Linked DNA regions of Homo sapiens: regions 1 and 2 are each linked to region 3. Evidence: read pairs that join two places in POLR2A ChIA-PET (ENCODE). Cell type or tissue: OCI-LY7. All regions are shown on one strand. Each heading gives the region's core, and the rest is flanking DNA. Links, peaks and the distances in the headings are about the cores only. Region 1 overlaps EPCAM (epithelial cell adhesion molecule). Region 2 overlaps STPG4 (sperm-tail PG-rich repeat containing 4). Region 3 overlaps EPCAM-DT (EPCAM divergent transcript).

Region 1 (7,625 bases), core at 1,646-6,645, 88 kb before region 3:
GGAAACTCTATATAGGTTGAACAGTTCATTCTGAAAGCAGAATGGGCTAGTTCCCTTCTAAAGTTTGATAAGAAAGGGGCCGGGCATAGTGGCTCATGCCTGTAATCCCAGCTCTTTGGGAGGCCGAGGTGGGTGGATCATCTGAGGTCAGAAGTTCAAGACCAGCCTGGCCAACATGGCAAAACCCCATCTCTACTAAAATACAAAAAAAATGGCCAGACTTGGTGGTGGGTTCCTGTAGTCCCAGTTACTTGGGAGGCTGAGTTAGGAGGGTGGCTTAAGCCTGGGACGCAGAGTGATACAGAATGGCTGGGCTACTGGCCAAACCCCACCCCTAAGGCCTGGAACCATGGCCCTAAGTGAAAACAGCTGACCCCATTTTTCTGCCCAATGTTACCTTTTTGGCCTGCCATGCCCCTATCCTGTGCCCATAATGACTTCAGCTGGCAGAGCAACATAAGCGCCTGGGCAGCGAGCAGAGAAGCTACTGAGTGTCAGAGACTGCAGACGCAGCTAACTTCGGAGGGTACCTCCTGCACCATCCCCATTCTAGCTGCCATCCCACTGAGGGCCATTTCCATCACCCAGTAAAATCCTCCACATACACTACCCCTTCAATCCATTCATTTGTCCTGATTCTTCCTGGATGCCAGACAAGAACCCGGGTGCCAAGAGGGCAGGGGCTTGGATGCTGCTGCCAGGGCTGTACAGAGCCTGCTCCTGCCAGAGAGGACCGACCAACCAGTTCCAGCATTCGCTCACTCTGGTTCCCACACTGCTTGCTCACACATTTCCTCTTCCAAAAAGTGGCCAGCAGTGGGCTGAAAGGAGCCACTCCAGTTCCTGCCCACGAAGGGGGTCAAGGTCAAGGGAATTATCCCATCTCAGGAGGTTGCCATAAGCCAAGATTGCGCCACTGCACTCCAGCCTGGGCGACAGGCTGAGACCCCATTTCAAAAATAAATAAAAAATAAAGTTTGATAAGAAGGAAAAAGAGATGGCAATGGTAGCTTGTTAGAGGGCTAAGATCAGTGGGAATTTTTATTTTTATTTTTTTAGAGATGGTGCATCTTGTCATGTTGCTCAGGTGGTCTAGAACTCCTGGCCTCAAGCAGTCCTCTCACCTCAGCCTCCCAAAGTGCTAGGATTACAGACTTGAGCTGCCACACCCCGCCTTCAGTGGGAATTTTTTTTCTTTGAGACGGAGTCTTGCTCTGTCGCCCAGGCTGGAGTGTGATGGCGTGATCTTGGCTCATCGCAACTTCCACCTCCCAGGTTCAAGCAATTCTCCTGCCTCTGCCTCCTGAGTAGCTGGGATTACAGGCATGCACCACCATGCCCAGCTAATTTTTTGTATTTTTAGTAGAGACGGGGTTTCTCCATGTTGGTCAGGCTGGTCTCAAACTCCTGACCTCAGGTGATCCGCTGGCCTCGGCCTCCAAAGTGCTGGGACTACAGGCGTGAGCCATAGCACCCAGCCTTCAGTGGGAATTTTTAATGAGGGAGGGGGAACATGTCTTAGGATGATAGGAAAGAATTGGGAAAGTGTATCTACCAAAAGTGCTGTGAGTGTTGATAGTAGAAAAAGATGAGGTTAAAGTGGTGAAAGGATTTGTAAAAGAAGATCTTCTGCTAGGCCTTGACTAAGCAGAGGGTTTCCCAAGCCTAAGAAAGAACATAAGCAAAGGCAGGATAGAACCCAAGTCAAGGTATAAAAGGACAGAGGGGCCAGGCACAGTGGCTCACGCCTGTAATCCTAACACTTCAGTATTGCATCCTCCAAGGTAGGAGGATGGTTTGTGTCCAGGAGTTCGAGACTCCTGGGCAACACAGTGAGACCCTGTCTCTACAAAAAAATTATAAAATTATTTCAGCCTGGCCAACATGGTGAAACCCTATCTCTACTAAAAATACAACAAATTAGCTGGGTGTGGTGGAGGGCGCCTGTAATCCCAGCTACTCAGGAGGCTGAGGCTCAAGAATCGCTTGAACCCAGAAGGCAGAGGTTGCAGCGAGCCAAGATTGCACCACTGCACTCCAGCCTGGGCTACAGAGCAAGACTCTGACTCAAAAAAAAAAAAAAAAAAATTTAAAAAATTAGCCAGGCGTGGTGGTGCACACCTGTGATCCTACATATACTCAGAAGGCTGAGGCGGGAGGATCACTTCAGCCCTGAAGGTAGAGGTTGCAGTGAGCTGTGTTTGTGCCACTGCACTCCAGACTGGGCAAGAGACCAAGACCTGTCCAGGGAAAAAAAGAAAAAAAGAAGGGAAGAAAGGAAGATAGGGAGGGAGGGAGGGAGGGAGGGAGGAAGGAAGGAAGGAAGGAAGGAAGCAAGGAAAGAAGGAACATTGGAGGAATGGGAAGGGAAATCTTAAATGCAGGAAAATTTGATGTATTGGAGGTACAGTGAGAAATAAGGTAGACTGTGACTAGATTTTAGTTATTCTGGGAATGACGTTGGGAAAGGATTGAGAGTGGGGAGAATTTGGTATTGGGAAAGTCGGAAATTAAATTAATCCAGGCATGTGATAAAGCTCTGGAGCAGGGTATTGGCAATGGGAGGGGAGAGGAATCAGCAGCCAAGGGAGGCCAAGCAGAGCAACCACAGCTGGATGGCCACAGGGTCATGTAGGGCAGAGATGACCAAGGGCTGGGATGCCACCACTGCAACATGCCTATAACTGCCATTGGTCACATGCCACCACTGCCCATGGGTGTTTTCTCAACTGTTCTTACTTCTTTCCATCACAAGATTCCAAGTACTATGTGGGGGTGCCTGTGCCCTGGATGCTGAGAGCCATGAGAGGATCTCTGCCCTTAAACTTCTAAAGAGGGAGGTAGAGACCTGGCTCTTACAAAACATGCAGACAATTCTTCCCAAATTGCAGAGGAAATGGGATGCCAGACAGACAAAAGGAGAAAAGGTTCACACTACAGGGCCACACTGAAAGGCTTTATATATGCCCCTCTGGCAGGGGAAAGGGGTACATCTTATGTTGTAAAAAAGTGCTGTGATCAACTTTAGGCAAATAATCCTGGGAGCAATATGAGGTTTGGGCTGGAGAGGGAGTAGATTGTTTATAAAGAGACCAGGGAAAGTGTGTAAGAGAAGGCAGATTAGAGGAGCATTTGTTTCTCGGGGAGGATCACAGGCTCTGGTGACTAAAACAATGGAGGAAGTAAAAGAGAAGGAATTTGGGACTTGGTTCATGGCAATGCCATCAATTGATTCTGAGAATACAAGCCATAAAATATGTTTGTGGATGAAGATGATCAAATCATTAAAAACTAGTTATGTGAAATATACATACTTTACTATAGATCTCAGGAAAAAAGAACAGAAATGGAGATGGTGCTTCTGTTCTCATTGAGCCTCACAGAAGGTAATAAAGGCAAGAAAGTGGATGAAATCCTCCAGGAAGAAAAAGGGAGGAAAAATAGAACTAAGGACAAATCCTGGGAACATCAGTATTACACAATCAGTAGAAGAGGGAAAAAATCAGGAGAGATTCATACCAGTGAAGCCAAAGGAAAAAAAAGAAAACACAGTGGGGTAGAGAATGGGGAAGTCATCCTGGTGACAGGCTGCAGAGAAAGCAAATGATTCAACACCGGGGGAAGAGGATCACTAGCAATTAGCAGGTCAGTGTTGACCTTAGCGAAAGTAGCTTCAGAAGAGACAGGACAGCGTCTAGAAGGCAATGGGTTGAAGAGTGTGCCAGTTATTAACTTATTGCCTCTTAGTTCAAATTCAGGCCAGGTGAATCACCTGAAGTCAGGAGTTCAAGACCAGCCTGGGCCAACAAGGTGAAACCCCGTCTCTACTAAAAATACAAAAAAAAATTTTAGCCAAGTATAGTGGTGGGTGCCTATAATCTCAGCTACTTGGGAGGCTGAGGCAGGAGAATCACTTGAACCTGGGAGGTGGAGGTTGCAGTGAGCTGAGATCATGCCATTGCACTCCAGCCTGGGAGACAAGAGTGAAAACTCCGTCTCAAAAAAAAAAAAACAAAACCACACACACAAACCTAAAAAACAAATTCACCCTTTGCACCTCTCTGTGAAAATGGATCTGAAGCTCTGTCAGCAGAGGGTGCTAGAGAGGCACTGAAAAGGAAGGTTTTGTTTCCTAGCTCTGGTGTCCTGGCTTGACAGGCTCCTGCAGCATCCAGGGCTGCTCCATGATCTGGCTCTTGCAGCATGGGGTGGCTTCTCCAGGACGCTTCTGGGCCTGCAGTGGACAGCAGCCAGCAGCCTCCCTGAGCATCTGTTCCATACCCCACCTGCTGGGGCAATATTATAGGCTGCTTTCCATGTCTGCTGAGACACCTACCTAGGAATAGCTTTCCCCCAGCATCCTAGAGCAGGGGTCAGCAAACATTTCCAATAAACATTTTAGACTCTGTGGGTCATTGGGTCTGTCACAACTACAATTGACCCTGAACATGGGTTTGAATTGTGCGGGTATATTTGAACACATTTTTTTTCAATAAAAGTTACACCCAGTGTGCACCTGCCTCCCTTCTACCTCCTCCACCTCTTCTGCCTCTGCGACCCAGAGACAGCAAGACCAACCCTTCCTCTTCCTCAGCCTACTCAAAGTGAAAACTATGAGGATCAAGACCTTTATGATGATCCACTTCCACTTAACAAAGAGTAAATAGGACCAGGCATGGTGGCTCACACATGTAATCCCAGCACTTTGGGAGACCAAGGTGGGTGGATCACTTGAGGTCAGGAGTTCGAGATCAGCCTGGCCAACATGGCGAAACTCTGTCTCTACTACAAATACAAAAATAATCCGGGCATGGTGGTGCACATCTGTAGTCCCAGCTACTTGGGAAGCTGAGGCAGGAGAATTGCTTGAACCCAGGAGGCAGAAGTTGCAGTGAGCTGAGATTGTGCCACTGCACTCCAGCCTGGGCAACAGAGTTAGGCTCTGTCTCACCCCCCCAAAAAAAAAAAAAGAAAAAAAGAAAAGAAAAAAGAAAAAGAAACCTTTTCTCTACTAAAAATACAAAAATTAGCCGGGCATGGTAGTGGGAGCCTGTAATCCTAGCTACTTGGTAGGCTGAGGCAGGAGAATCGCTTGAATCCTGCAGTGAGCTGAGATCGCACCACTACACTCCAGCCTAGGCCACAGAGCAAGATCCTGTCTCAAAAAAAAAAAGAAAAAACAAAACAAAAAGAAAAAAAGAGGCCGGGCGCGGTGGCTCACGCCTGTAACCCCAGCACTATGGGAGGTAGAGGTGGGTGGATCGTGAGGTCAGGAGTTCGAGACTAGCGTGGCCAATATGGTGAAACTTTGTCTCTACTAAAAATACAAAAATTAGCCAGGAATGGTGGTGGGCGCCTGTAGTCAGCTACTCGGGAGGCTGAGGCAGAAGAATCGCTTGAACCTAGGAGGCAGAAGTTGCAGTGAGCCGAGATTGTGCCACTGCACTCCAGCCTGGCAACAGAGTGGGACTCCATCTCAAAAAAAAAAAAAAAAGAAAAGAAAAAGAAGAAGAAATTTGAAATGTCAAAGTTAAGAAATTCAGTTTAAAATGTTTTATTTCATAGCTCATAAAAAAGTATGTATGTACAAGACTCAAGTAAATAGAAAGGCAGCTTTCAATCACAAATCAGTTTTTCAGATTTTACTGTGGAAGCATATTTAATGCACACATTTGAATGTTACACATAAATAATTTTAACGATGGAGTCCAAGTTCTGGATTTTACATTAGATCTGCATATATAAGACACTTGTGGTCAAATTTCAAGATTGGTAAAGCCAGTTTCAAGCTGCTTATATTTTGAGTACAGGTTTCACTATTACAAATATATGATGTTAAACTAACAAACTCATGACCTTCAAAGATGTCTTCGTCCCACGCACACACATTTGTAATTTGTGTCCATTTGCTATTTCCCTTCTTCTATAATCTTCAAATTATATAGTTATGCATTGAGTTCCCTATGCATCTCACCCATCTCCTTTATCTGAAACAGGAAAAAGCACAGAAAAAAATTCTAAATAATTTTTCAATCTTTTGTTCATTCTGAAAATAGTATTAAATAAAAATGAAATTAAAGGAACACAAGATAATTTTTTCCCACATTTATAAGACTTATTTAAATAAAAAAAGAAAAAGTTATATTGCAAGGAAACACACATTTAAGTGTTTTCAAGGTTCTATTTAGAGACAAGATCGCCAAAGTGACTAGGGCAAGTTGGAGGTAAGCTAGATCATTAAGAATAAGATTTTTATTAAATGCATACTATTTTTAATGCTAGAAAAAATTGATTTACTTTCTATTATCAATCTTTCATTTTACATGTGGGGAAACTCAAGTTCAAAATTAGTGTTTGTCTCAGATCACACAACTAGTTACAGGCAAACTGAGACAATGATAATGACAACTACCACTCTGTTGACAAATATTTTCTTATGTGGCAAGCATGGGACCAACACTTTACACTGATTATGTTTAATCCTTGCAACAGGTCCATACTATCTATTATCCTCATTTTACAGATGAGGAAACATGGAGGCTTAAAGAAGTTATATAATTTTGCCCAGCCAAACCCAGGTCTGTACTGCTCTGCACTGCAACACTACATTGTCATTCTGCCTGTCTGTTACCATTCAATTCAGGGTTAGTCTTCTAGACTTGCGGTCACCAAACCAAATAAACCAGATGACCTACTACAGAATGGGAAAAAAATGCTAGAACTTTCTGGTTCCATTAGACTTTTTCCAATATTCCTTTACGTTTCTATTTTTATTACTTGCTAAAATATTAGTAAGTGGCCCACATACAACTACAAAGACACACAAAAATTGAGATATGTGAAAAATGTTATTGATAGGGTTCAAGGATAAGTGTTCATATTCAATTCCAAGGGACTGAAACACACTAACAATCTGACACTTTGATGTCACACTAGTATAGACTAGTTAGTACACAATAGATTATGACAAATTAAGTTCATATTAAATGATTATTTCACTGGCATAGAGATAATAAATCAGATCATCAGTCACAATGAGTTTCTCCAAGGTGAATCCACTGGAGTATGCCTTCAGAAGATTCTGTTAGATGTTGACTCTTTGTAGAATAAAAACCATAGGCTTCCCATTCCACTCTTCTATGAGGCAGAAAACAGATGGTGATCTGCCATGGAACTCACGCAAGAATATTTAGGTAAGAGTACATTCTAAGACTGTCCCTAAGACCCTAAAGACAACAGTATAAAGGGACTCCAGTATAACTGAAATGCATCAGTGTGTAGGAAGGTAGAGTGATTAGGAGTAAGAGATTCAACAGGGCCTTTCTATTTAGGTAAGTAATCCATTTACCTCAGCCTTCTCATACTTTGCCATTCTCTTCTTTCTGGAAATAACCTGAGTGGAAGAAAGACAACTATTGTTTTAGGACTGCTATTCAAAAAAAGATTATCTAAACAGACATATATGCTTTTAATGGACATAATTTTGATCTGAAAAAAAACTAATTTTAACATCTATCCATAAACATTTATTGCTTCTTAAATTAAAAATTTCACACCAGTGGAGTGGCTCATGCCTGTAATCCCGGCACTTTGGGAGGCCGAAGCGGGAAGATCATCTGAGGTCA
Region 2 (7,625 bases), core at 1,036-6,035, 220 kb after region 3:
AAAAAATAATAGTGGTGGTAGCTAACTGCTGGCCTGTCCAAGCCTCTTTGTCTTAGAGAGACACCAGTGAGCCTCATAGCCCCCTAGAGGCAGGTACTCTGCCCCGTTTGATGGGTAAGGTATGGGAAGCCCATGCCCAGGCTCCCACTGAGCTGTTGGTTGTGGGACTAGGACTGGAACTCAGGCTTGTTGGACTCTAAAACCCTTGATCTTAACCATTACACTGGTGTCTCAAATGCCTTCGGACTTCAAGAATATGTGCATGTGCCACCAGCATGGGAAGACACCGACCTAAGAAATTGAAGTCTTAGTCTATGAAAATGGCATTTATTTGTATTTTATCACTGCAGAAGAGAAGCTTTGTTTAAATAATTGGTAAAATAGGGCCAGGTGTGGTGGTGCACCCCTGTAATCCCAGCTACTCAGGTGGCTGAGGCATGAGAATCGCTTAAGCCCAGGAGGTGGAGGTTGCAGTGAGCTGAGGTCCTGCCACTGCACTCCATGCTGGATGACAGAGTGAGACCGTATCTCAAAAAAAAACCAAAAACAAACAAACAAACAAAAACAAAAAACCCCGGCTGGGTGCTGTGGCTCACACCTGTAATCCCAACACTTCAGGAGGCGGAGGTGGGCGGATCACGAGATCAGGAGATCAAGACCAACCTGGGCAACATGGTGAAACCCCATCTCTACTAAAAATACAAAAAAATTTAGCTGGGTGTGGTGGTGGCGGGCACCTGTAATCCCAGCTACTTGGGAGGCTGAGGCAGGAGAATCGCTTGAACCCGGGAGGCAGAGATTGCAGTGAGCCGAGATAGCGCGCACTACACTCCAGCCTAGCAACAGGGCGAGACTCTGTCTCAAAAAAATATATAAATAAATAATAATATTTGTTCAAGCATTTTATAAAAACAAAAACATGACTTTTAAAAATTAGAACTCGTGGATCCCTTGAGAACACTTCTGACCCTGGGGTCCATGGACCCTGGTTGAGAAACACCTTACTTTAATAACTCTGGGTCAATAACTAAAACCCAACCCGAGTTTGAGAGGCGATTTGGGCTTTTGAGTTAGACCAATCAGGTTCAGAATTAATTCTCTTCACTCACTTCTTGCTAGGCTGAGGTCACCGGGGGAAAGATGATGGCATTCCTCGGGATAGGAGTTGCCTGGGCCAAGTGCCCTTTGGGAGAAGGTGTGCCTTGAGATGCAGGTGGCATGTGACCCCGCCTCTCCCAGCAGGTTCTAGGTGGCCCCTGGCTTGGCCTGGCCTGTTAGCCCCCCTCCAGCCTCATGATGAGCCCCTAACAGGAGCAGCCTCTGCTCCAAGGACATGCTCCAATTCGAGGGTCTGCCAGGCTTCAGCCCAGGCTGGTGTGGCCCTGGTCTTCATCCTTGGGGAATTTGTCCACCACATCCAAGCCAGTGGCTAGGCACAGGAGCCTCAGGGTTTTGGTTTCACTGTCTCATCAGTCCCTGTTTTCTGCTCTGTTTTCAGAAAACCCCAGGCCCAGGAGCATATACAACTTTAAGACAATTCCCTAAGCAGTCTCCGACCATAGCCAAAATGGGCCAAGAGCATAGCCTTTTCTTCAACAACAACAATTGGCTTTTAAAATAAAGTGATCTTGGCACCAAGCTCTACTTTGAGGTTTAGTACGTTCTCATGTTTAGAAAACTGTATTTTGTCTATTCCTTGGAGGGGTCTGGCCACAAAACATGATTGATTGCTTGAGGTGACTGTCCTGCTTGCTTATCTGGGATAGTCCCAGCATAATTACCAGTTCTCTCTCAAAAGTGTCCTGGTCTGAGCAATAAATTATGTGTTCACTATGCTTATTACCAAAGAGCAGATTCGGACAGACTGTGCCCCGGGCTGCTCTCAGACAGGCCCTGAGATGTCTGGTCTCTGCTCTGTGTGGCCTTGTTCTCTCTAGCTGGAACTCAACTGCATCAGGGTTATAAGGCCTCATGGCCCTCTTGAAGACTTCCGTGGGCGGTCAGCATTAATCAGAGGCCAAGCTGAGCGTCACAGCATCCCCAAAACTGGTTCTTTCTCTCTTTGAATCCCCTGAAAAGAACAATATTGATTCAACCTGATGAATATTTGTGTTTTCAAGTCAACAACATTTTGAGTATCTGCTATGTGCAAGGTGCTGAGCTGGGGTTGGAGAGTGGAGTCTTGAAACAAAGATGAATGAGGCACGTGACTGAGTTTGGGGAGGGTTGTGCCGGAAATGGAGTGTGGGATAGTGCCGGCTGGGGGAAGGCCATACAAGCTGTGCCAAGGATCTCCTGCCAGTTGCCCTGTGTTTGAAGCTAAGGGGCTGCCCTCACGTGGATGGCAGTTCCAACAGGAAGACGAGCTGTAGTTTCAGGAAGCTGCCAAATCATTGCACCAGGTGCACAGAGGAGCCATTGTGACAAGGAAGGCCGCAGGCATTCAGAGGAAGGAGAAGGCAGTGTGGCCTGAGCCTGGGAGGTAAGGGGTGGCCCGCACGGAGGAGGGTAGATTGGCCGGCACCCCAGGTATCAGGAGGCTGTGATCAGCAGAGGAAAGAGTCAGGGGTGGGGAAGCCTATCTGGGCAAAGGCCCAGGGCAGGAATAAACATTTGCTGGAGGGGAACAGAGGCAGTCTGGACCAATGACAGTGGAGGGTGCAAGTGAGGGTGTGGGAGGGGATGAGGGTCCTCAGAAGGCTGGGACCACATGCTTTCTGCCCAAGGGGCTCTAGCTAGGCAGATCCTATGCATGACAGTGGTGTCTCAGCAAAGGCTAGGGAGATTCCAGAGTGGTTAATAAATCATTGCAAAGGGTCTTTTTAAAAAGCTAATAAAATGAAGAGCTAATAAAATGCTTACATTTTGTTATATTTTAGTAAATAGCCCAGCCCCTCCCCATTAACTGCTATGATGCTGGCTTCTCTAGGTCCCCGCTTTGGTTCCCCCGAGAATCCCGCTCTTCCTCCCACACACACATTACCCTCCTCCCACAACTGCCCTGTGAATTGGGCTCCAAACAAAGGGAATGTCTCTTTTTGGCTGCAACAAAGCCCTAGACTTACAGGCCCTTGTAAAATGGTTGTTGAGGGGCGAAAGGGAAGGCCATCATCTCCTGGAATGTATTCACATTTGTGGAATAAACGCCCTACAATTACATTCCTTTGGAGCAGAAAACAGACACTTGGAAGATCAGACTGATGTCTCAGGATAGTGTCTCCTGTCCCCCTTTGATGAGAAGATGGCTGCAGGGAAGATAGTTTCCAATTTTATTCTCCAAGTGGGCTAAAGTCCCCTGCATGATCGAAAGTAATGGCTGGACATTCTGATGGAGGGTGTTTTCTCTAGGAAGCAACATCTCAGGCAGCACCTGGCACTGAGATGCTGTTCTAGAATGAGATAGAGGCGGGAGATGGCCACGTGTATCTTAGCCAAGGCTCATTGATAGAAAGGTTAGAGAAACCCCTCAAACTAGCAAGGGGAAGAAGGGGGTCAGATTGTAAGGATTTAGAGGCATCTCATCGACAAAAGTGTAAACCAGGGGCTGGCAAGAACCATCTCTCTCTCTCTCTCTCTCTCTCTCTCTCTCTCTCACTCTGTGTCTGTGTGTGTGTGTGTGTGTGTCTTGCTCTCACTCTCTCAGGCCTCATGGTCTCCCTCCTCTCTCTCAGGCCTCATGGTCTCCCCTCTGCCTCTCTCAGGCCTCATGGTCTCCCCTCTGCCTCTCTCAGGCCTCATGGTCTCCCTCCTGTCTCTCAGGCCTCATGGTCTCCCCTCTGCCTCTCTCAGGTCTCTCTCTCTCTCTGTCTCTCTCTCTCTGTGTGTGTGTGTGTGTGTGTGTGTGTGTGTATGTGTTCTTGCTCTCACTCTCTCACCCTCTCAGGCCTCATGGTCTCCCCTCTGCCTCTCTCAGGCCTCATGGTCTGCCCTCCGCCTCTCTCAGGCCTCATGGTCTCCCCTCTGCCTCTCTCAGGCCTCATGGTCTGCCCTCCGCCTCTCTCAGGCCTCATGGTCTGCCCTCCGCCTCTCTCAGGCCTCTTGGTCTACCTTCCTCCTCTCTCTCAGGCCTCAGGGTCTCCCCTCCGCCTCTCTCAGGCCTGCTTTTTTCTCCCTCTGGAGGCTGACTTTCACTGCCTCTTTATATGTAGAGGATCAAATGCGGCGACCTCAGCTTCTCCTCATATCACTTTCTGAGTCAACATTCTAAAAGAATAGAGCCGGCACCTCCTTGGTTCAAGTCTCCAATTCCTAGGAGAGAGAATCCAGTTGGCCAGCTTGGGTCAGGGGTCTGCGCCTGGGCCACGAGCTGTGGTCAGAAGGGCCCAGACCTTTGCTGCAGGCACGGCTGCGGGGGCCCGTGTGAGGTGCGTGTAACTGGGGTGGAGGGCAGCTCCCTGGCATCCCAGGAGAGAATGAGGACCCTGTCGGAATCATAAGGGGAAAGCGTTTATACCAGCTTGCAGGAAGAGGGTGGGGGCCTGCAGAGACTTCCCCTGGAGGTGGAACCCATGGAGAAGATTCTGCAGGGCCATCTGGGCTGCTTCCGTTTCCCCCAGCAGATGCTTCTTCCTGCTCTGGGCTTTTGCCCAGATAGGGTTCCTTGCCCCTGACCCTCCTCCTTCTCGCTGATCTCAGCTTCCTGATCCCTGGGGTGCCGGCCAACTGCACTCCTACATGATTTTCTGGGGAAAGCTAGTGCCTGACCATGACCAGGTGACAGTTGTTCTGGGTAGAAGGACAAGCAAGGGCCTGAACCCATGTGCTTTTGCTGGTCTGATTCTTGGCTGGGGTCCCTACAGACCCCTTGGTTTTGGCCAAGGGCAGGGCTGCAGGCGCATAGAACCTGCCAGGCTCAAAGGGAAGGGGTTGGGCTCTGGATTCAGGGCCTCATGGCCTGCCCGTCCCACCCTCCTCTTAGCAGGGCTGGGTGGGCTTTGGGGGCCAGTGCCCAAGCCCCAGACCCTGGCTGGGCTTATTTGCAGCCTCCTCAGAGAAAAGGCAACTCTGGAGAGCAGGAGGGGCCAAGGCTGGAACCATGGGAGGCTGGGAGGTGGTGGGGGCATGAGGAAGGAAGGAGCAGGAGATGGGTGATGGGAGGAGGGAGGACGGAGTGGCAAGAGAAGGGGCTCCTGGGGATGGACTTGTAGGGGAAGGCCTCCCAGTACATACCCCTCAATTGTCTTGTTAACAACAGCCTTGCCCATATTTGAGCCCAGAAAAAGGTGCCATCCTTCTAGACAGTTGTAGGGGCTCCAAGGGGTCTAACTAGCATGGGAGCAAGCTAGCACCGTGACTGCTTTGGTGGGAGTGTGCTTTAGTTCCTGAAAACTGTAGGCAGACAGGGTGACTGCAGGAAGTTAACTCAGGCTATGACACTGCGTCTTTGGTCACCAGAGTGGGCTGAGTGGGGGCAGAGGCAGGTACTGACAAGCATTCTATTCACCTCACCCCGTTGCAGCCTAGCAGCCTGGGAGGAGGCCGTGGGGGACAGCAAGGCAATGTGCTGGGAGCTGTGCTGGTCACAGGTGGAGTGCAGGGCTTGATGAAGGCTGGCCGCTGCCCCCCTCTTCCCTGCTCTGAAGTTCCAGGGCTCCAAGGCCCTGCATGGTCACTGAGCGCCATCAAGGAGGAGGGAAGTTGCTGGAGCTTTCCCGATTGAACAGCGTCAGAGTGGACACTTGGAAATATACCAGGCAGGATCACGCCTATTCAGGCTTCTAATCCTCAGCCCCTCCTGGGCTGGGCATGGGAGCTGGACTTGCAGAATACCCCAAAGCGCAGGTTGACAAAGGCCTCCCTGAGCCCTTGTGCCCATCTGTGCTGGGGTAGCTCATTCACTCAACCCTCTGTGTGAATTTCTTGTGGCTGCTGTAACAAATGACCACAGACTTTGTTGCTCAAAACAACACAATTTTATTACCTTACAGGTCTAGAGGTCAGAAATCCAAAATCATTCTTATTTGGCCAAAGTGAGGATTTTGACAGGGCTGGTTCCTTCTGGAAGCTCTGAGAGTTGGCTTCCTTGTCTTCTGCTTCTCGAGACCACTTGCATTTCTTTCCTTGCAGCCCTTCCTCCGATCGCTCCACTCTCATTTCCGTCATCACATCTCCCCCTGTTGACTCTGACCCTCCTGCCTGCCTTATATAAGGACTGTTGTAGTTATATTGGGCCCACTGGATAATCCAGGATAACCTCCTCATCTCAAGATTCTTATTTATTTATTTATTTATTTATTTATTTTTGAGATGGAGTCTCACTCTTGTCACCCAGGCTGGAGTGCAGTGGCGCGATTTCAGCTCACTGAGACCTCTACCTCCCAGGTTCAAGTGATTCTCCTGCCTCAGCCTCCCAAGTAGCTGGGATTACAGGTGGGCACCACCACGCCTGGCTGATTTTTTGTATTTTTACTAGAGATGGGTTTTCACCATGTTGGCCAGGCTGGTCTCAAACTCCTGACCTCAAGTGATCCACCCGCCTTGGCCTTCCAAAGTGCTGGGATTACAGGCGTGAGCCACCTCGCCTGGCCTCATCTCAAGATTCGTAATTCAATCACATTTTCAAATCCCTTTTACCCTGTAAGGTAACATATTCACAGGTTCTGGGGGTTAGAACATGGACACTTTTGGGGGGACATTTCAGCCTACCACACTACCTTTCTAACCTTTCTCTTTCTAACCTTTCTCTGGATCCCTCACAATGATCTATCAGGAAATAGAAGCCTTGTAGAAAGTCACCTTGAAGTGTGGGGAGGCTCTTTGGATTATTTTGAGTCACAAAATACTATTTAGGGAAGATCTCTTGGCCTGAATAACCTCAGTCATTGCTGGTGTTGGATGCTGATGGAAATCATCTGATGAAATAATTAAAAAAAAAAAAGTAGTAAAGAAATTTAGAACTGATTTATAAATCATCCCCAGAGGTTTGATTTTATGGTTGCTCATGTTAGATGTTACAACACGCTCTTTGTAGATCACTTAAAAAGCAATCTAGTTAAAAGTTGCATTATGGAGAATGGGGTCAGCGATGGGAAGAACTCTCCTGTTTTATAAATGGTACTTATGGCTCCAGATAAAATCTCTGGTGGCCACATTATTCAAGACTTTTTAAAGTGCTTTATCTGAAATATCTTCATAGACATGAATATGAAAGTTCTGAAAATTGTGTTCAATGGCCCGTGTGTCCCAGAAGATCCTAATGTAAAGATGCATATTTATAAAGTAATTTATAGAATAGGATTAAACATATGTAGAACTTTATTAAGAAAATATAATGACTTTGGGACCAATTACAGGCCCTTGAACAGCCACAATAGGCTCAGGAGGGCTGTGCTTCTGTGTAAAGTCCCCTCCCAGACACCACCAGGGTACAGAGCTGGGATGGTGCATGGCTTGGGCAAGTCCATCTGGGCAGAGAGAGAAGGCCAAGGTCAGCCTGTGGGTGGGGACATGGCGGCCTCACTCCACATTTGTACCTCAAGCCTCCCAGCCACAGGGGCGCCTCCTGGGACCCAGCTTGGCGTTCCATTCATGGGGGCACCCACACGTGTGGCTGAGCCCGGGTATGTGGAATGTGGGGGTCCAACCCAAGAAGCAGAACCCACAGGGCTGTGCTGGCCTCTGGGTGT
Region 3 (7,625 bases), core at 1,408-6,407:
TTTAGTTTCCCATCTGTAAAGTGGAGATATAGCACCTATCTTATTATGATCTAGTGTGGATTGATAATGCCAGTTGGCTGGCACAGAGGCTGCTACATGAGTAAGCTTACATAAATGATATTTTTCTCTCCTTTACTTTCCTTCCCTCCTCAGCCAACAATGGTATGGTCACAGCAACAATGTTATAATACTTTGTATTTTTGAAGAATTTTTATGTCCCTTTGCTTTCTTTAAAGTAGCCAAGGCAAGGATTTTTAATTTGTCAGATAAAATAATTCCAAGGTTAGAGCTGCAATAAAGTAATACAAATAATATAGTTATAATTTCTTACAGGTCCTCTCTGCAAACCTAGAAATGGGTTGGTTCCTGAAAGCTAGCATTCCTTCCCTAAAACCTTCTCTTTTTCTTTCTTTTTTGTTGTTGTTGTTTGTTTTTAATCTACAGATGGGTGGAAAGGAACATTATCTTCTTGTACATTTTTGCCTTATGCAATCTCATCCACTCACTGGTCCATAATGACCATCTATACATAGATGACTCACAAGGATGTTCAGAGCTTATCTTTGAGTTCTAACTGGCACGTCTAGCTGCCTGTTTATCATCAATGCACCCCAAGTTCAGCAAATAAAAATCTAATCCTGCAGCACTCCTGCTTAAAATGCTTTAATTCATCCCATTATTCTCAGGAAAAACATGAAACTAACAGAGCTGTGCTGTCCATCGTCTAGCCAGTACCTCTCTGGCATCACTTTACATCAGCCCCCTGTGGAGACCCACTTAGAACCTCCCAGTTAACATGAAGATTATTTTAAGCTGAAGACATTTGAGGCTCAACCAGTGTAGAAAGAAGCCTTCTCAGAGCTTCCCTTATCTGACTAAAAGCAGAAACTTTTGGGAAATGAGGCTGTCATAAATTCCTTCTTCAGGGCAGCTTTTACTCCCAGGAAGGAGATCAAGAATAAACCTACATAAATCCCCACTCTGGGGGAACTTTTTATGGCCACTGAAGAAAATGGAAAGAACACTCATATCTGCATGAACACGCATTATCACAAATTTTTTTTTATCTTTCATTTCTTCTTGCAGAAACCCATTTGTCTTTTCTAAAGAAACTCATTTGGTCTTGTGATAAAGACCTTTTCTCTCCCTTCCCTTTTCCCTCCTAAGTTAGGAATTTAAGCCTCTAACTTAAATCATTTATTGTGCTACTTCTTTTGTAAGCTCCTGTATGCATACAAACAAATGTTTCTTCCTGTTGATCTGTCTTTTGCCAGTTTAATTCATGGATTCCTTGATACTAAACGTTAAGAGGATAGAGGAAGTTTTTCCTCCTGACACTGCCTTGATCTCTGTGCTCTTACTCTGGCTCTTTTTAGTTTTTGTTTGTTTGTTTTTTTTTTTTTTTTGAGATGGAGCCTTGCTTTGTCTCCAGGCTGGAGTGCTCTGGCGGGATCTCAACTCACTGCAATCTCTGCCTCCCGGGTTCAAGCGATTCTCCTGCCTCAGCCTCCCTAGTAGCTGGGACTACAGGCACGTGGCACCACACCCAGCTAATTTTTGTATTTTTATTTTTTATTTTTTTGAGATGGAGTTTCACACTTGTTGCCCAGGCTGGAGTCCAATGGTGTGATCTCGGCTCACTGCAACCTCCACCTCCCAGATTCAAGCGATTCTCCTGCCTCAGCCTCTGGAGTAGCTGGGATTACAGGCATGTGCCACCACGCTTGCCTAATTTTGTATTTTTAGTAGAGATGGGGTTTCCTCTATGTTGGTCAGGGTGGTCTCAAACTCCCAACCTCAGGTGATCCTCCTGCCTCGGCCTCCCAAAGTGCTAGGATTACAGGCATGAGCCACTGCGTCCAGCCAATTTTTGTATTTTTAGTAGAGATGGGGTTTCACCACGTTGGCTAGGATGGTCTCAGTCCCTTGACCTCGTCATCCAGCTGCCTCAGCCTCCCAAAGAGCTGGGATTACAGGCGTGAGCCACTGCGCTTGGCCATGGTTCCTTTTAGTTTCATGATTCCTCCTGCCAGACCTCTGCCCATAACCTTTCCCTTGCCAAGAATGCTTTTCCTTTCCCCTGGCATTTATATAACTACTCCTTATCCTTCAAACTAGTTCAAACGGCAGCTCCCCAAGGAAGCCTTCTCTGACCTCCCAGTTAGAGACTCTTCGGGCATCCTATACTTTTCCTTTATAGCACTTCTTACACTAGCAATAAAAAATGTGTATGATTACTTGATTAATGTCTTTTACCCTGATAGACTGAAAGTTTCTTGATGGTAAGGGTCCTGCGTATTTTTGCTCACCATTTTATTCTAAGTTCCTAACACAAAGTAGGCACTCAAGAAAAGAACTACTGAATGAACGCATGTTTAGAAGACAGAGGAGAAACTCCACATATGATAGACTAGAACTACGCCCTCCAGGATACCCCTTTCAAGCCAAGGATGTGTGGACCCCTACATCACGGTTCTTTGAAGTCCAGTCACATACCTGGGGCAAAGCAATCTCAAAATAGCCAGTGCTAGTGTGGGAAAAGCTGTTACTCTATCGGGGCAACTGTCCTGGCCAGAGATTAAGTGACAGTTTACTTGAGAAAGGTTGACCCAGAAAACCGTCCTACAATATGCAACATGCATGAGAGAACCTGATCAAATCTAAAAATAGCTCCATCACTGGAACTGGAAAAACTTTAGTGAGGATTCAGCCTCTCTCCTTGCAACCTCTACCTCTATGGAGACTTTGATCTTTTTCACTGAACTACAGAATCCCAGAATGGTAGTGCTGGGAAGCGATCTAGTCTATTGCTCTCATTTTAATTTAATTTTTAATTTGAAGAATTTTCTATAGAGTCAAGATCTTGTTATGTTGCCCAGGCTGGTCTTAAACTCCTGGCCTCAAGTGATCCTCCTGCCTTGGCCTCCCAAAGTACTGGGACTATAAGCATAAGCCACTGTGTCCAGCCTGCTCTTATTTTAAAATGAGAAAATTAGCTTCAGGGAGGTTTAACTATTTCCCCTGTACCACCCAGGCAGTCAGTTGCAGAAACAGCTCAGACAGGGGCTTTCTAGCTTCACCGCAGTAATGCTTGGGTTTGCGATCTGGAAGACCAAAATAGACACACTTTTATCAACTAAGACAGGTTCTAAGGTTAAGGAAACAAAGTTACCTACGGGTCTATCTACTGGTGGAGGGTTCAGGACCCAGCTAGCATGGCAAATTGCTAAATTCCTGAGGCTCTAAACTCCCTAACAATAAGAGATATCAGCCCTCTCCTAACTCAGATTTACAATCCAAACCACTACAGCCCTGACTGCACAGCAGACCAGCCTTACAAAGATTCTTTCCTGAATAAGCTACTTCAGACCTTAAGCCTTAAGCCAGTTTCAGCCAGCTTACAGAAGCTGCACACAAACTGTCTTTGTGTGCTTTAGTTCACCTTTTCACATAAAGCACCAAATTCCATCTGATTTTTATGCCAAAACCCTGCCCAAAGTGAACATGGAATATATGTTACCTATATGCTTATCCATCATCCATGCGCTAGGCTCCCTTCATAATTATGTATAGCTTTTCCCCAAAACCTGATGAATATGTATGACTCTGTTGTGTGATACACGCCCTGTGAAGCAAGAAACCCAAGCTTCCTTCCTCACTTCAAAGAGACAGGACCTTCTGTCCACACTGGAGACTTCCTCTTTCTGGGTTGCAAACCAGTATCACCAATAAAGCTCTCCTTTCCACTATTTAGCCATCCTGGTGGTCTTTTGGATGACAGGTTTGACACCACCTAGCTTTTAGGCATCTTGGATGCTAAAGACCCTGCAAGATTTATGTTCTTGTGGGTCACCCAAAAGGGAGGCAGGTGAGCGGGGGCTTATTTCCTACTTCTCTGGTTCATTGTCACAGTGAGCAAAAGTCTCAGCAAGGGAACCCATGCAAACCACTCAAGTTCTGGGTGAAGGATCAAGGGAACCCAGGCAAACCACTCAAGTTCTGGGTGAAGGATACCTGGAACAGAGACTGGAATATGGCAAGATAAAGGATAGGAACTTGGGTTCCAAGGGCTGATCTTAGCTCTACCACCAGATAGCCTGGGTTATCACTTGGGAAACACACTGTCCCTCTAAAATTTGTTATATGGGTTAATAATACTGACTTCAGGCTATTGCGAGACTCAAGATAATGTACTAAAGACCTTTAGCACAATGTCTGACATCTGGTGTTCAATAAGTGGTGATATTGCTCAATTTCATTCCAATTCAAACTTATAAACATCCATGGGAAGTCTGCTTTATAGACAAGCAATAGGGGAGCACAGTAATTATTTGGGAGGGGAAATCTCAGCAGTTCTTCCAAGTGACACATTCTTTCTTTAGATATGTTAATACCTTATTTAAAAAAATTTTTTTTTTGAGACAGGGTATTGCTCTGTCACCCAGGCTGGAGTGCAGTGGTGTGATCTTGGCTCACCGCAACCTCTGCCTCCCTGGTTCAAACGATTCTTGTGCCTCAGCCTTCCCAAATAGCTGGGATTACAGATGTGCACCACTATGTCCGGCAGATTTTTATATTTTTAGTAGAGACGGGGTTTTGCCATGTTGGCCAGGCTGATCTGGAACTCCTGGCCTCAAGTAATCTGCCCACGTCAGCCTCCGAAAGTGTTGGGATTACAGGCATGAGCCACCAAACCACTGAGCCCGGCCCTAGGTATGTTAATACTTTAAATCAGGTTGCAGTCAAGTCCTGCTGGCCAGCTGAGGCTCTTGCAATGACTTTGCATATCTGTGCTCAATCCATTAGTCATAGGATTTACACTTCAACATCTACAGCAATCTTTTTTTTTTTTTTTTTTTTTTTTTTGTCCTGAGAGAGAATCTTGCTCTGTCGCCCAGGCTGAAGTTCAGTGGTGAGATCTCGGCTCACTGCAACCTCCGGCTCCCGGGTTCAAGCAATTCTCCTGCCTCAGCCTCCTGAGTAGCTGGGATTACAGGTGTGCGCCACCACACCTGGCTAATTTTTTTTTTTTTTTGAGATGAAGTCTTGCTCTGTCGCCCAGGCTATAGTGCAATGGCGCGATCTCAGCTCACTGCAACCTCCACCTCCTGGGTTCAAAGTGATTCTCCTGCCTCAGCCTCCTGAGAAGCTGGGACTACAGGTGCGTGCCACCACGTCCGGCTAATTTTTGGTATTTTTAGTAGAGATGGGGTTTCACCACATTAGCCAGGATGGTCTCCATCTCCTGACCTCATGATCCACTCACCTTGGCGTCCCAAAGTGCTGGGACTACAGGCGTGAGCCACCGCACCCAGCTAGAGCACTCATCATTATCAAGAACTTTGGAGGCCCTGAGATTCGAGACAATTGAAGGGATCCAGAATAAGCCATTGTGCCATAAAAATTTTTGTGAGCTGAAAGCATTTGGGGTCCTGAAGTCCCTTATCTTCCTAAAAGCAGAGGCTCCCAAAAGAACTCAAAAGAACTCAGTTATCATAAATCCCCTCCCTGGGAACAACTCTAATCTTGAGAGAGAATTTGGCCAGCACACCCAAAGAGACATTATCAGAAAACTGTCATATCTCCCATCTGTTCTCCTAAGGGCCCATTTATCTTTCCTGAAAGTCATTTGTTTTTCCAGAAGTGCTCTTTTTCCTTCCCTCGTCTAAGAAGTCATTTATTTTCCTGGTAAGTACTCTTTTCCCACTCTGCGTCACCTATTAGGTGGTATAAAGCCCTAAAGTCTATCCACCTCTTTGAGTTGCATTTCTTTGTAAATGCCTGTACATGATTAAAATTCATCTTTTCTCTTGTGAATCTGTTTTTTGTCAGTTTAATTTTAGACCCCCAATTACAAAACCTAAGAGCAGAGGAAAAAATTTTCTTCCCCACAAGGTCAACCTCTTATTCATAAACTAAAAACACAAAATACATAAAATAAATATAAGAAAATGTAAGTTTCTCAAGGTGTTACTGGAAAGGGGTCCCGAGCCAGACCCCAAGAGAGGATTCTTGGATTTTGTGCAAGAAAGAATTCAAGGCAAATCCATAAAGTGAAAGCAAGGTTCTTAGAGAAATAAAGAAACGAAAGAATGACTGTTGCATAGGCAGAGCAGTCCCAAGGGCTGCTGGTTGGCTATTTTTATGGTTATTTCTTGATCACATGCTAAACAAAGTGTGGAGTATTCATGAATTTTCCAAGAAAGAGGTGGGCAATTCCTGGAACTGAGGGCTCCTCCTGCTTTTAGACCATATATAGTAACTCCCTGATGTTGCCATGGCATTTGTAAACTGTCGTGGTGCTGGTGGCAGTGTCTTTTAGCATGCTAATGCATTATAATTAGTGTATAATGAGCAGTGAGTGTATAATGAGGAAAGGTCACTTTTGTCGCCATCTTGGTTTTGGTGGGATGTGGCCGACTTCTTTACCACAACCTGTTTTATCAGCTAGGATTGCCTAACTTACTGGGAATGCAGCCGAAAAGGTCTTACCCTTATTTTACCCAGCCCCTACTTAAGATGGAGTCACTCTGGTTCAAACGCCTCTGACAATTATGACTATTTTGGTGTTTTGGTTTTTTTTTCTATCAAACTTCAAACTTTTTCAAAAGCCATTTTCTGGTGCCCTGGCTTTACTGGTGCCTAAACATGTCTGTCTATTGTGCAATCCAGCCTTGGGCATTGTTAGTCCTAATTTTGCAAACCTGGAAATAAAAGGTAGGCGTTCAGGGTACACAGTTGGTAGAGTGGAGTAAAGATAAAGCCGAGGTTTATTTGACTCCTACTATACATCTGTAGTGAATCCTTTAGCTATTCCAGTTCCTTGTGATCAAGGGGCCAAGGTAAATATTTTTGGGCATGAATTTGGGGAACATGCATCTTCAAACACCTCTGAACTGTAGGAGTGAAAAGGCGTGATACCATTTCTGTCCCATCGTAAAGGTCATAATCAGACCTTCAATAACAAAAGACGTGTGAAAAAGAGAAAACATAACACATTTATTTAATCAAAGTTTTGAGAGCACCTTTTCTGAATTACTGTGCCCTAATGAATGTCTAGTGATAAACCTTGTCATAGAAATATATGAATCCACGTGAAAAGTACAAGCTGTGCAAAGCAAGAGATGTGCGAAGGACATGAAAAGATTTCTTGTGGGGTTTTCAGAAAGTCCTTGGAAATAGTTCTTATCTCAGACATGGAAGCGTAAGCCCCCACTTCTTCATGCCTTCCTGGCCTTATTTTGTCTGAGTCTGACAAAAGTGATTTCATCCTGGTATCTGCAACTTTCACAGTCAGAAAGAAGCTTTGCTTCTGAGGCCCTTTCAATGCCCTTCAGTTCAAAGTATTCAGCATACCACACCACCATACTTTGGGGTATCACTTTGTGAGCCCCAACAGTAGAATAAGCTTTTAGAAATGGAATTTTTAACTCAAAGCCTATGAACGCTCTTTTTTTTTCCCCCAGAGACAAGGCCTTTCGCCATCTCCCAGGCTAAAGTATAGTGGCTTCATCATGGCTCACTGCAGCCTCAAACTTGGACTCAGCTTCCTGAGCAGCTGGGACTACAGGCATGTGTCATTACACGAAGCTAATTTTATTATTTTTACTTTTTTTTTTTTTTTT

What was found. ChIA-PET counts read pairs that join two places held together with the same protein. Peaks named below come from ENCODE experiments on the same cell type or tissue, not always from the same donor. Only the 100,000 strongest peaks of a DNase experiment are listed, where the experiment ranks them.
Region 1: POLR2A ChIA-PET joins it to region 3 with 10 read pairs; 3 of 35 experiments call an interaction of 5 or more read pairs at or near these places.
Region 2: POLR2A ChIA-PET joins it to region 3 with 10 read pairs; 5 of 35 experiments call an interaction of 5 or more read pairs at or near these places.

Annotation. Positions count from the first base shown.
Region 1 is chr2:47,384,934-47,392,558 of GRCh38, reverse strand. It overlaps EPCAM (epithelial cell adhesion molecule), which reads right to left. Exons shown (of 9, transcript NM_002354.3): 8 at 7,349-7,393; 9 at 5,539-5,987. The coding sequence ends at 5,946. Among named protein-coding and RNA genes, the nearest start is that of MIR559, 11 kb to the right of the region's middle. In OCI-LY7, for the core only: a CTCF peak has its summit at 4,088 (motif pointing right); a DNase peak (open chromatin) is centred at 4,098.
Region 2 is chr2:47,081,004-47,088,628 of GRCh38, reverse strand. It overlaps STPG4 (sperm-tail PG-rich repeat containing 4), which reads left to right. Exons shown (of 7, transcript NM_001163561.2): 7 at 1,499-1,638. The coding sequence ends at 1,621. Among named protein-coding and RNA genes, the nearest start is that of STPG4, 70 kb to the left of the region's middle. RefSeq lists an enhancer at 7,112-7,625. In OCI-LY7, for the core only: no CTCF peak of the experiment used is centred there; no DNase peak of the experiment used is centred there.
Region 3 is chr2:47,296,885-47,304,509 of GRCh38, reverse strand. The region is part of intron 3 of EPCAM-DT (EPCAM divergent transcript); the gene reads left to right. Among named protein-coding and RNA genes, the nearest start is that of BCYRN1, 35 kb to the left of the region's middle. In OCI-LY7, for the core only: no CTCF peak of the experiment used is centred there; a DNase peak (open chromatin) is centred at 3,669.